2 separate regions of the Homo sapiens genome follow, and region 2 is linked to region 1. A link is a loop called in an ENCODE intact Hi-C map of the cell type or tissue named here. Cell type or tissue: mammary epithelial cell. All regions are shown on one strand. Links, peaks and the distances in the headings refer to the core of each region. The heading gives the core; the rest is flanking DNA.

Region 1 (6,409 bases), core at 461-5,460:
GGAGATTTGCAGGGTCAGTGGAAATGTGTGTTTAGGGGGACTTCTATGTTTTACTTTAATGACTTATGAATATTTTACAATGTGCATGTGTTTGTTTATTGCCCTTCAGAGATGTGGTTTTGAATTGTGCATGTAACTATGCATATTATTGTTATGGTGAATGATAATTTTGCACAGTCCATGTTATTATGCATTTTACTTGCATATATTCTAAGGTAAAAATGACATACTTGATGTTAATAGAGGCATATGTGACTTAATAAATCAGCATAAATGTAAAGCAGTAAACAGGCAATAAGGCGTTAAATATGCAAGTCAAAAAAGGACATTTGACTGTGTACTGGATATTCATAACAGGAGATTTCAAACCTTTAGTTAGAAAATAGACAGATAGCCTGTGGAGGGTTTTGTTAGGCTAACAGGATAAACACAAGAGTGGCTCTTGATTTTATGACAATCTGAAAGGGTTTCATGGATGCAGTGGTGGGATTTTTATAGTGCTTTAAATGCTCATTGAGAAACAGTGCCCTACAAATAGTGTACCGAAACAAGGTGTGTTCTCAAAATGTGTCTCTCTTATCAGTTGGAGTTTTTTGGTTGCTGGCAAGAGAAATGCTATCTGGATAACATCATGAAATAATGAAATATACTAGAAACATATTAGGTAATTAACAGAAATTGAAGGCAAACTTAAGCAACCAAGCTTCAAGAGCAAGAACTGGGATAGTGAGAGGACTCACAATCAAAACATAGTTCCTGGGAAATTGGAATGGTTAGGTTCCAGCTATTTCGTATGGCCCTTATCTAGATTTAAATTCTCAGGAGTCAGATTCTGATTGTACAATCTTGGATTGAGTTACCAAGGCACAGTAACTAACAGCTCATCAGAGCTGCTGAGACTCAGCAGGGGTTGCCCTCCGAAAGAGGCATAAGGTGTGGTTGTCACAAGAAGAGGAAGGGAAGCTGGGCAGGCATATATAATGGACCTGCCACAGACAGTGATGGTGCTTTGTAGTTCTTTTTTAAAAAGTAAAAATAAAAAATAGGCCTGAGTGGTCTCAAACTATATTTATACACACTTATATATGCAGATATACACATTCACACATACATATTTTATATACTGCATTTAGATAATCTCTGCCACTTTTTCCTTCATTCACTATTCTTGTTGATATATGGAGTGGTACACTACAGTCTTCTTTTCTCCCCTCAAAGAAAAAATTTAGAAGAAGGTGGATTAGAGGCTTTTAGTGTGCTTCAGGCACTTGGAAATAGCAAGATAGTGCATAAAGACCAACTCTGTGAACTTTAATTCAGGAAGAAAAATGGGAATCCACTGGAATCATGAAGGACATCCCAGATCCTGGTGGGGGAAAATGTGGGCAAACAGCCACATGACAGAGACTGGCTGATAAAAGTGAGTGAAGCCCCAGTATGTGAGAGAAGCAGAGAACCTCCCTCTGTGACACACTTTTCCACTGGGTATGTGAGCAACCCAGGTCAAGGAAGAACGCTCTGTTTCTCCCAGGTCCTGGAGGTAACTTAGGGAGAGGCTTAGAGATGCTGTGAGGGAAAGATACCAGAAAGAGCTGCAAGCATTTCCCTAGATGTGGGACTGAGAACAGCACACAATTTTTAACCTGAGTTCATATAAAATCAGCCATTCTGTGGTGAGCTGGCATGATGGACATGTAGGCATTTTAGTCTTGGGCCAGCAATTGAACTGCTTGCTTTGGAGCAGGGTAGGGGTCACCACAGCCAGAACTTTGGAAAGTGCCTCAACAGTTGGCACTGGAATTGTGCCCTCCCCCAATCACAGTTCTTCTGAATGATGAGACCTGCAGCCAGGGCCAGCTTGACAACCTGGATCTGGTCTGCATGTGCCATTGCTGGGTGCCCCAGCCTGTTCCCCTGAGATTTTTGTGCAGCAGGGTCTTCTCTGTTCCAGAGCCAGGCAGATCTCCAGGCTTTTTGAGCATCCCTTCACCTTGATCAGCAGCCTAAGCCACCCCACTTTTCCTGTGCATAGATCGTAGTGCAGTGGAGCCCTCTTTGCTCTATACATAAGCAGATCTCCAAGAATTAGGAGCAACTGCTAGCATAGACTAACAGCCTGAGTCACCGCATCTTTCTGTGCAGAGATCTGGGTATGGGGGTGCCCTCTCTGCCTCATGCTCAGGCAGATCTCCATGCATTGGAAGCCCTCATTTGCCTGGTTCTGCAGGCATAATTGCCCCACTCTTTTTGTTCAGAGATGTTGGTGCAGGGACACCATCTCCACTCCACACCCAGGCAGATTTCCAAGCATTTGGAGCACCTGCTCACCTGGAACAGCAGCCTGAGCTGCTTCACACTTCCTATGCAGAGAGATCCTGGTGCAGGATGGTCCTCTCTGCTCCATGCCCAGGCAGACCTACAGCCATCTGGAGTGTCCACTTTCCAGGATTAGAAGTCTAGGCTGCCCCCTGCCATCTCCAGGCAGGGAACTCAGGGCTAAGGAGGTTTCCCAGTTTCATGCCTACCTATACCTCTGGGTACTTGGTGGCTGCCCACTGGACTGTCTCTTAGCACTTGTGCATGTGCCTGCCATCAGGGGACCTGTAGGTGTATTTGTCCATCTTGCCCTTCCCCTCTACCGTCTCCTTCCAGGGCTGAGGAGGGAGCTTGGACTGCTGTGCTTTCCAGGAGTCAGCCCATTCCCTGGGGCAACAGACAGCTTTTACCAGTAAACAAGGATCAAGCATATACCCTGCCTTATTGGCCATAGCCGGCTCTTACCCATAAGCGCCATCTACTGACTTATAGGTCAAATTGCATACCCCAGTAAAAAAATCTACCAACAGAAGTGCATAGTGCTATAGGGTCAAAGACAAAAGACCTTACCCATCATTTTCTTCAGTCACACACTCTAGGGAAGAGGGTAAAGAGACAGGGAAAGAAGAAACAAAACAACAGTATTATAGAGAAAAAGAAAAAATCCTACCCACATGAAAATAACTATAAAAATTAGAATTGCCAGCATCTCCAAATGATAAGGAACTAGCACAAGAATTCTGACACCATGAAAAATCCGAATGTAGTGACACCACCAAAGGGTCTCACTAACTCTCCAGCAATGGTCCATAATCAAAATGGAAACTCACAAATGACAGATAAAGAATGTAAAACGTGGATTGCAAGGAAGCTCAACAAGATCCAAGTCAAGGTTGAAAATCAACACAAAGAAATCTTCTAAAGCAATATGGGAAATGAAGGGAGAGATAAACATCTTAAAAAGAAATCAATTAGAGCTTCTGGAATTGAAAACCTCACCTAAGAAATTTCAAAATATGATTGAAAACTTTATAAGTAGCTTTACCAAGAAGAAGGACTTTCAGAGATTGAAAACTGGGTTTTTGAACTAATCCAGTGAGTTAACAATAAAGAAAAAGAATTAAAATAAATGAACAAAACATTTGAGAAATATGGGATCTTGTAAAGCATACAAACATACAAATTATTGGTGTTTCTGAGAGGAGGTAGAGAAAGAAAACAACCTGTAAAAGATATTTGAATGAAAAATTTAAGAAAATTTTTCTAACCTTCCTAGAGAGGTAGATATCCAAGTATAAGAAATCCAGAGAACACCTATGAAATACTATACAAAACTAACATCCCTAAGGCATATGGTCACCAGACTGTCCAAATCCAGTGCTAAAGAAAAAAAATTAAATGTAACCAGAGTAAAAGGTCAGATCATGTACAAAAGGAACTCTATTGGGCTAACAGTGGTCTCAGCAGAAACCTTACGAGCCAGAAGAGATCAGGGCCTATTTTCGGCCTTCTTAAAGACAAGGAAGTCCAATCAAGAATTTCATATTTCACCAAACTAAGCTTTATAAATGAAAGAGAAATAAAATATTTTTTCAGACAAGCAAGTACCAAGGGAATTTACCACTAGACCAACTTTACAATAAATCTTGAAAATGATAAAACAATACCTGCTACCACAAAAAGACACTTATGTACATAGCCCACAGACCCAATAAAGCAACCAAACAGTAGAAACTACAAAGCAACCAGTCAACAACTTCATGATAGCATCAAAACCTCACATATCAATATTAAAATGTAAATGTTCTAAACATCCCACTTAAATGGCAGAGTGGCAACTTGGATAAAAAAGCAAGACCCATCCATCTGCTGTCTTCAAGAGACCTATCTCACACATAATGACATCCATAATATCAAAATAAAGGGTTGGAGAAAAATCTATTATGCACAAAGAACACAACAAAGAGCAGGGATAAGTATTCTTATATTAGATGAAACAGACATTAAACCAACAACAGTAAAAAAGGACAAAGAAGGATATTACATAATGATAAAGGGTTAAATTCAACAAGAAGACTTAACAGTCTTAAATATATACACATCCAACATTGGAGGACCTGTATTCATAAAGTACTTCTAGACCTGTTAGGAAATGTAGACAGTCACACAATAATACTGAGGGATTTCAACAACTGACTGACAGCCTTAGAAAGCTCATTGAGGCAGAAAGCTAACAAAGAAATTCTGGACTTAAATTCAACACTTGACCAATTGGAGCTGATAGACATCTACTGAATACTTTACCCATCAACCATAGAATGTATATTCTCAATTGCACATGGAAAATACTCCAAGATAGACCACATGCTTGGCCATAAAGCAGTCTCAATAAAATAAAAACACTGAAGTCATACCAACTATAATCTCAGACCACAGTGGAATAAAAATAGAAATCATTACCAAGAAAATCTCTCAAAACCACAAAGTTACATGGAAATTAAACAACTTGCTTTTGAATGAATTTTGTGTAAACAATAAAATTAAGGCAGAAATAAACAAATACTGTCAAGGCTGGGAGTGGTGTCTCACGGCTATAATCCCAGCACTTTGGGAGGCTGAGGTGGGTGGATCACAAGGTCAGGAGTTCAAGACCAGCCTGGCCAAGATGGTGAAACCCCATCTCTAGTAAAATACAAAAAATTAGCCAAGCGTGGTGGTGGGCACCTGTAATCCCAGCTACTTGGGAGGCTGAGGCAGAGAATCGCTTGAACCTGGGAGGGAAAGGTTGCAGTGAGCTGAGATTGCAACACTGTACTCTAGCCTGGGCAACAGAGTGAGACTCCATCAAGAAAACAAAAACAAAAGAAACAAAAAAAACCTTTCAAATAAATGAAAATAGAGACACAACATACCAAAAATATCTAGGATACAGCATAAGTAGTGTTAAGAGGAAAGTTTATAGTGCCAAACACTTACCGAGGGGAACATCACACACCAGAGCCTGTCAGTGGGTGGCGGGCTAGGGGAGGGATAACGTTAGGAGGAGTACCTAATGTAGGTGATGGGTTGATGGGTGCAGCAAACCTCAATGGCAAGTGTATACCTATGTAACAAAACTGCATGTTCTGCACATGTACCCCAGAACTTAGAGTGTAATAATAATAAAAAGAAGTTAGCAAGATCTCAAATTAATGATCTAACATTGAACTTAGGGGAACTAGAAAAATAAGAACAAACAAATCCCAAAGCTAGCAGGAATCACTTAAGTCAGAAAAGAACTGAATGAAATTGAGACCCAAATATCCACACAAAGAATCAAAGCAACCAGAAGTAGGCGTTTGAAAGAATAAACAAGATTGATAGATTGCTCTTTAGATTAACTGTGAAAACAAGAAAGTCCAAATAAGCACAATAAAAAATGGCAAAGGTGACTACAACTGATTCCACAGGAATACAAATGATTCTCAGAGACTATTATGAACACCTATGTACACACAAACTAGAAAATCTAGAGGAAATGAATAAATTCCTGGAAACACGCAACCTTCCAAGATTGAATCAGGAAGAAATTGAAACCTTGAACAGAATGGTATCAAGTTCCAATATTCAATCAGCAATAAAAAACTTACCACCAAAAAGAAGCCCCAGACCAGATGGATTCACAGCCAAATTCTACAAGATGTACAAAAAAGACCTGGCACTAATCATACTGTAACTACTCCAAAAAATTGAGGAGGAGGAACTCCTCCCTAACTCATTCTATAAAGCCAGCATTACCCTGATACCAAAACCTGGCAAAGACATAACAAAGAAACAAAACTATAGGCCAATATCTCTGTTAAACATAGATGCAAAAATCTTGAAAAGGAAATACTAGCAAACTAAATCCAGCAGCACATCAAAAAGTGAATGCACCATGATCAAGTAGGCTTCATTGCTGGGATGCGAGGTTTGTTCAACAAACACAAATCAAAAAAGGTGATTCACCATATAAACAGAATTAGAAAGAAAATCATACGATCATCTCAATAGATGTGGAAAGAGCTGTTGATAAAATTGATAACATCCCAGTATGATAAAAAAACCCTCAGGA
Region 2 (6,409 bases), core at 851-5,850, 260 kb before region 1:
TAATTTTGTATTTTTAGTAGAGACGGAGTTTCACCATGTTGGCCAGGCTGGTCTCGAACTCCTGACTTCAGGTGATCCGCCCACCTCGGCCTCCCAAAGTGCTGGGATTATAAGCGTGGGCCACCATGCCTGGCCTAAATTTATTTTAATATCATTTTTATAAAAATTATAATAATTTTATTTAATAAGAAACCAAGACATACAACTAACATCAGTGTCAGATAATGAATGGAAAGTGTTTATCCCTGAACCTAAGACCTGATTGTGCAAACATATCTATTTGCCCATTTGGCATTTATTTATTAAGCATCTTCTATGTGTTTAGGATCCTGGAGATGTAGAGCTACAGTGGTGAATAGACAAAATATTTGCATTTATGAGAGTTTATATTTCTGCATAGGAAATAGAAAATACATAAGCATAAAATTTCAGAGAGTAACAAGTGTTGTGAAGAAAATAAAACAGAGTGAGGTAATCTATGTATGCTCATTTAGAAAAGATGGTCTGGAAATGCATCTTAGGAAAGTAACATTTGAGAAGAGAATGAATGATTAGACAGTGTTAGTTATTCAAGGATATGGGTGAAGAGCATTCCAGGCAGTAGAGCAAGGGTAAGTGACAGGGATAAATTTGACTTTTTCAAGGCACAACAAGAAGGCCACTGCAGACTGAGTCCATTGAGCAAGGGAGAGATGAGAGGATGGCAAGAAAGGAAGCCAGGTTGTGGGGAATGTTCTGAGAGCAATGGGAAGACATCAGTTTTTAATTAGGCAAATGATATGATTGGAATTAGACTTTGAAAGATTTCTTTGGCTGATCTGCAAAGAATAAACACAGAAGGGCAAAAGGGAATGCAGGGAGACTACTTGGAAAGCTGTTTCCATAGCCCAGGATGGGAAGTGATGGTGAAGTGATGAGAGGTGATGATGCAAGATTCATACTGAAAAGAAGACTGATGGGATTTGGTGATGGACTGAATTAGGGAAAAGTAGAGAAGGAGAAGAATCAAGAATAATGACTACATTTTTGGATCAAGAAATTGAAATTGAATAAATGACTATGAGAAATGGAAAGAGTGAAGACTGGCAGAGCAGATTCTCTCAACAAAAATCAGGTGACACATTAAACCCTTCCTGGAAAAATGGTAGACTATAAATATACAGAGAGAGATCTTGGATATTAGGCATGAATATACAGAATGACTCTGGTCCCTGGTCCTGGAGAGTTCGTAGTCTAGTAGGGGAAATACACATGTCAAAGAAGTCAGTACAAATTAATATCCAATATGATAGAGATGTGAACAAAGGGGAGGAAGAAGGAGCTTTCAGGATTCTCAGTTTTTCCTTATGATCAAAAGGTGTATAGAGAGTTTAACAATGAGCTCAATTGGATGCAGCAGGAATGGCTAGCAGCTCAACTTGTGGAAAACATTATTACCATTCACCTATTATTTTGTGGGGGAAAGACTGGCTTTTATTTAATCTTTTCTCAGAGTTCTTATTTTCTGACATGTCAATCATCCCGGTAATTCTCTGACTATCCCTTTATATCTTGTGATGGGAAGAATATGAAATAGAAAAGAAATTCATTGATCCATTCTCTTTCATCTACAAATTCTCTTCTTATTTTCATTCCCCTATCTCTTTCTGTCTCAGCAGCAACCAAAATCTAACGTGTTTTTTAAGAGCCCATTACGAGCCAACTACGTGTTTCTTTCCACATTTCTTTACTTTCTGGCACTTTAACCTTTGAGTAAGCTAAAATTGCCAGCTGTTATTTTAAAATCATTCTTAGATTTCCTCTCTTTCTGACTCAATGTTTTATTTTCTTCACATCTCCTATCTGTCTCTTTCATCTTGTTCTCCATTCCCTTCATTTAAAGTCATCAATAATCTGTTTTTGCCATACATTTTGCTTCTTATGATTTAGATAATTTCTTCTTTTCCCCCATGCATGCTTATCATTCTCATTTCTTATTCTTCAATTTGAGCTTCTATATATTCCTTAGATACCATTTTTCTTTATTTTTGTAGCTTGTTCACTGTTCATATCACTTAATTCTGTTCTCTGTAACATGCTCTACAGCCTACCATTTTCTCAGTAAATCCATATTAAACATTATCGAACAAGTTATATAAGCTTTTTTTTGCTCTTTGAGACAGAGTTTTGCTCTTGTTGCCCAGGCTGGAGTACAATGGCACAGTCTCAGCTCACTGCAACCTCCGCCTCCTGGGTTCAAGCGATTCTCCTGCCTCAGCCTCCCGAGTAGCTGGGACTACAGGTGCCCACCACTACACCAGCTAATTTTTGTATTTTTAATAGAGACAAGGTTTCACCATGTTGGCCAGGCTGGTCTCGAACTCCTGACCTCAGGTGATCTGCCCACCTCAGCCTCCCAAAGTACTATAAGCTTTAAGTGCAACTTAATAGTTTGATAAATTGGTTGGACTAGAGATGTTCTGAACATCATCATGAACAACTAATCCTATCAAACGGAAATTTCTGCATTGTCTTTCTTCTTGCTCACTGGACTTTCCACTGATAACTTAAAAAATACATATTCTTAGAAACAGCTGTTCTACTTGGCTGCTTTTAATTGAGCAGAGACTGAATAAAGATTGTAATTAAGTATGATCCAGTGGTATCAAATAAAAATCTAAACTAAAAGTTTAGAAAATTAGATTTGGAAAAGATAACATAAATGAAAATACACACAAAGAAAAAAAGCAAGGATGAAGTACATTTCCAAGGTCTCTAGTTTTTAATAGATACTTAAAAGCCTGTTATTAGAAATTTCTGTCATTGTAGCTTGAGGAAGAATTGTACTTCTCCTTTGAAACTGAACAGATTTCCTTTTTTTCCTCTGCACTGCTAGAAAGTGAATTAGTGGCTCAAATTAGCTTTTTTTTTTTTTAAATCTACTATTCTGTAGACATTTTTAGGTCTCAAAGTATTTTGTTTCCTAATTTACTACCTACTTTTAATTTGTTATTTTATTGACTATTACTTATCTATGTAAGCCACCTCAGTCATTTCTGATGTGGCACAGGATATAAACACTCTTTCTTAGTATATCTAACCATTTGGTGTCACTGTTCACCCTGTTTCTTCCTCAGTCTAACTGACTAGAATACAAGCCATTTGGTTAGAAAAGCTGTCACATTTGGAAAGCCGCAGCCAGTCAGAGAGAAATTAAATTGTTTTTCTTTGTCTGCCTGCTGTTCCAAGTCTCTGCTGGCATTGCCAGTTATTTGGAGGGAGAAGTGTGGGGCTTGTTCAGCTGTCGGTGAGCATGGAAGAGGGTGGGTGGATTCATACCAGCCTACCCTTTGTGCCATGGAGTCAGTTAGTGAAGGTTGGGTGGGCATGGGGGGAGATTCCACCAGGTAATCCTCTGAGGAAGTGGCTGATGCTTTTTGAGAAAAGAATGTTTTGTCACTGTTGTGAAACTGATGGTGATGGACTACTAGGCAAAGCTCATATTTTCCATTTTCGTATTTCTGGCAGTAGGAGTCTTTGTGGACAAAACAACCCTAAGAAATATCATTCACTAAAGCTGAATTTGCCATAAGGTTAGTTCGGTCATCCAACAGGGGTGAGATGCTGAAATAGTAGGAATTTCTCTGTATGAGTCATACTCTTGAGATGGTTCGGGAGTATTAGGTCAGATGCCTTTGTATTTAAATGAGGAGAATGATGTAGGAGATGTTAGAATGTAACTCTTAAGCATGACAGGGGTGAGAAAGGCATGGATGAAGTAAATCCATGCTTGCTTAAGAAAAACCACTGAGGAAGAAAATGGATCCTATGGAGAATGGTGAATGATAGATATATGAACCATGGAGCTCCCTATAAAATATAGAAAGCTAATATATGATGTTTAAATTCAGAGGTTAGTTCACCAGACAGTCAGTGTTAATGCATATTTACTTCCAGACCCATAGTAGAATGATGATTCAACTGCTGGGAAATTAATTAGTCCAGTGGTTTTAGAACTGTGACTGTTCCTATGGGAAAATGAATTAGAAAACTATCATAGAAATAAACGACCCTTTTTCCCTTTTCATATTTATTTCATGATAATCTGCATGACTATGCTAAGGGATTTGAATGCATTATAATCAGTTAATGCTTATAACAAGTTTATGAGGGCAACACCATTAACATCTCCATTTTCCAAATGAAGAAATTGAGGATGAGAAAGTTATTGAAGCAACTTGCCTAAGGTCACACAGATGGAAAGTGGCAGAACCAGGTTCAAAGCCAGACACTGCTAAAGCTGTTAATTAATATTATGCTATCTGTATTTCACTCATGATTTAGGTGCAAAGAAGAAGGCAAAAAATTAACCTTACCCTTAAATCCATTAGTCATATAGACCAACATTTGAAGGTGATTATTGAGCCACTGATACATTTCTAAGGACCTACTGAGACATAGAAAAAAATGCCCCAGCATAGAACTTGGCAAGACAATCTTAAGCACGACTGCAACATACTATATTTTTCCTATAGCTGTTGGAGCTTAATAAGGTAAGGTATAAAACACTTATGAAGACCTCATGTACTAGGTCCATCTTCATTATGTCTCATGGTTTTGAAAATAGGCTCAACAACGTATTAGCTCTGTGACTTTATTCAAGTTACTTCAGTTCTCTGAACTTCATTTTTCTCACTTGTAAAATAGGAACCTACCTCACTGTGTCCAGAATTGGTGGGTTCTTGGTCTCACTAACTTCGAGAAAGCCGCGGACCCTCGCGGTGAGTGTTACAGTTCTTAAAGGCGGCGTGTCCAGAGTTTCTTCCTTCTGATATTCGGATGTGTTTGGAGATTCTTCCTTCTGGTGGGTTCGTGGTCTGGCTGGCTGAGGAATGAAGCTGCAGACCTTGGCGGTGAGTGTTACAGCTCTTAAGGTGGCGCGTCTGGAGTTGTTCGTTTCTTCTGGTGGGTTCGTGGTCTCGCTGGCTTCAGGAGTGAAGCTGCAGACCTTCCTGGTGAGTGTTACAGCTCATAAAGGCAGAGTGGACCCAAAGAGTGAGCAGCAGCAAGATTTATTGCAAAGAAAGAAAGAACAAAGCTTTCACGGTGTGGAAGCGGACCCCAGCAGGTTGCCACTGCTAGCTTGGGCAGCCTGCTTTTATTCTCTTATCCGGCCCCACCCACATCCTGCTGATTGGTAGAGCCAAGTGGTCTGTTTTGACAGGGCGCTGATTGGTGTGTTTACAATCCCTGAGCTAGACATAAATGTTCTCCAAGGCCCCACCAGAGTAGCTAGATACAGAGTGTTGATTGGTGCATTCACAAACCCTGAGCTAGACACAGGATGCTGATTGGTATGTTTACAAACCTTGAGCTAGATATGGAGTGCCAATTGGTGTATTTACAATCCCTGAGCTAGACATAAAGGTTCTCTACGTCCCCACCAGACTCAGGAGCCCAGCTGGCTTCACCCAGTGGATCCCGCAGGGGGTCTGCAGGTGGAGGTGCCTGCCAGTCCCACACCCTTCCATCGCACTCCTCAGCCCTTGGGTGGTCGATGGGACTGGGCGCCCTGGAGCAGGAAGCCGCGTTCATTGGGGAGGCTCCGGGCGGCACAGGAGCCCACTGAGTGGGGGGAGGCTCAGGCATGGCGGGCTGCAGGTCCTGAGCCCTGCCCTGCAGGAAGGCAGCTAAGGACCGGGGAGAAATTGAGCACAGCAGCTGCTGGCCCAGGTGCTAAGCCCCTCACTGCCAGGGGCGGGTGGGGCCCACCCGCTGCTCCCAGTGCAGGGTCAGCCGAGCCCACGCCCACACGGAACTCCTGCTGGCCTGCAAGCACCGGGGGCAGCCCCGGTTCCCGCCCGCGCCTCTCCCTCCACATTTCCTGGCAAGCTGAGGGAGCCGGCTCCAGCCTTGGCCAGCCCAGAAAGGGGCTCCCACAGTGCAGCGGCAGGCTGAAGGGTTCCTGAAGTGCCGCCAAAGTGGGAGCCCAGGCAGAGGAGGTGCCAAGAGTGAGCGAGGGCTGTGAGGACTGCCAGCACACTCTCACCTCTCATCACCTCATAAGATTGTTGTGATGATTACATGAGTTCTTATAAATGAAAGATGGTCGAGCACATATTGAGTTTACAAATAGTAGCTCCCTCAATTCCCTTTTATTCTCACAACATTGCTTACTACATGCCCAGAGAATATTCTAAATGCTTTATATTTATTAAGTCACTTCATGCCACTAACCCATGTGGTGGGCATTGGTATCATCCCCATTTTGTGAATGAAGATACTGGGGCAGTGCTTAAATTCAGGATGTCTGGCTTGGGTGTGGGTCTTCTTAATACCACCCTAAAGCTCATTGATACTATAAGGAATCATGCCAACCTCAGACAGCTAGAAAGAACCAGAGCTAGAAATCAAACTAGTATTTTCCCAT

The links. Hi-C counts contacts between places; a loop is a spot of excess contacts. Peaks named below come from ENCODE experiments on the same cell type or tissue, not always from the same donor. Only the 100,000 strongest peaks of a DNase experiment are listed, where the experiment ranks them.
Region 2: a loop joins it to region 1, with 8 times the contacts of the local background. A loop is called at or near these places in 2 of 110 quality-filtered maps.

What each region holds. Positions count from the first base shown.
Region 1 is chr4:72,501,797-72,508,205 of GRCh38, reverse strand. All of the region lies in intron 3 of ADAMTS3 (ADAM metallopeptidase with thrombospondin type 1 motif 3), which reads left to right. Among named protein-coding and RNA genes, the nearest start is that of ADAMTS3, 64 kb to the left of the region's middle. RefSeq lists an enhancer at 2,560-2,854. In mammary epithelial cell, for the core only: a CTCF peak has its summit at 2,793 (motif pointing left); no DNase peak of the experiment used is centred there.
Region 2 is chr4:72,765,342-72,771,750 of GRCh38, reverse strand. No RefSeq gene overlaps it. Among named protein-coding and RNA genes, the nearest start is that of ADAMTS3, 200 kb to the right of the region's middle. In mammary epithelial cell, for the core only: no CTCF peak of the experiment used is centred there; a DNase peak (open chromatin) is centred at 3,640.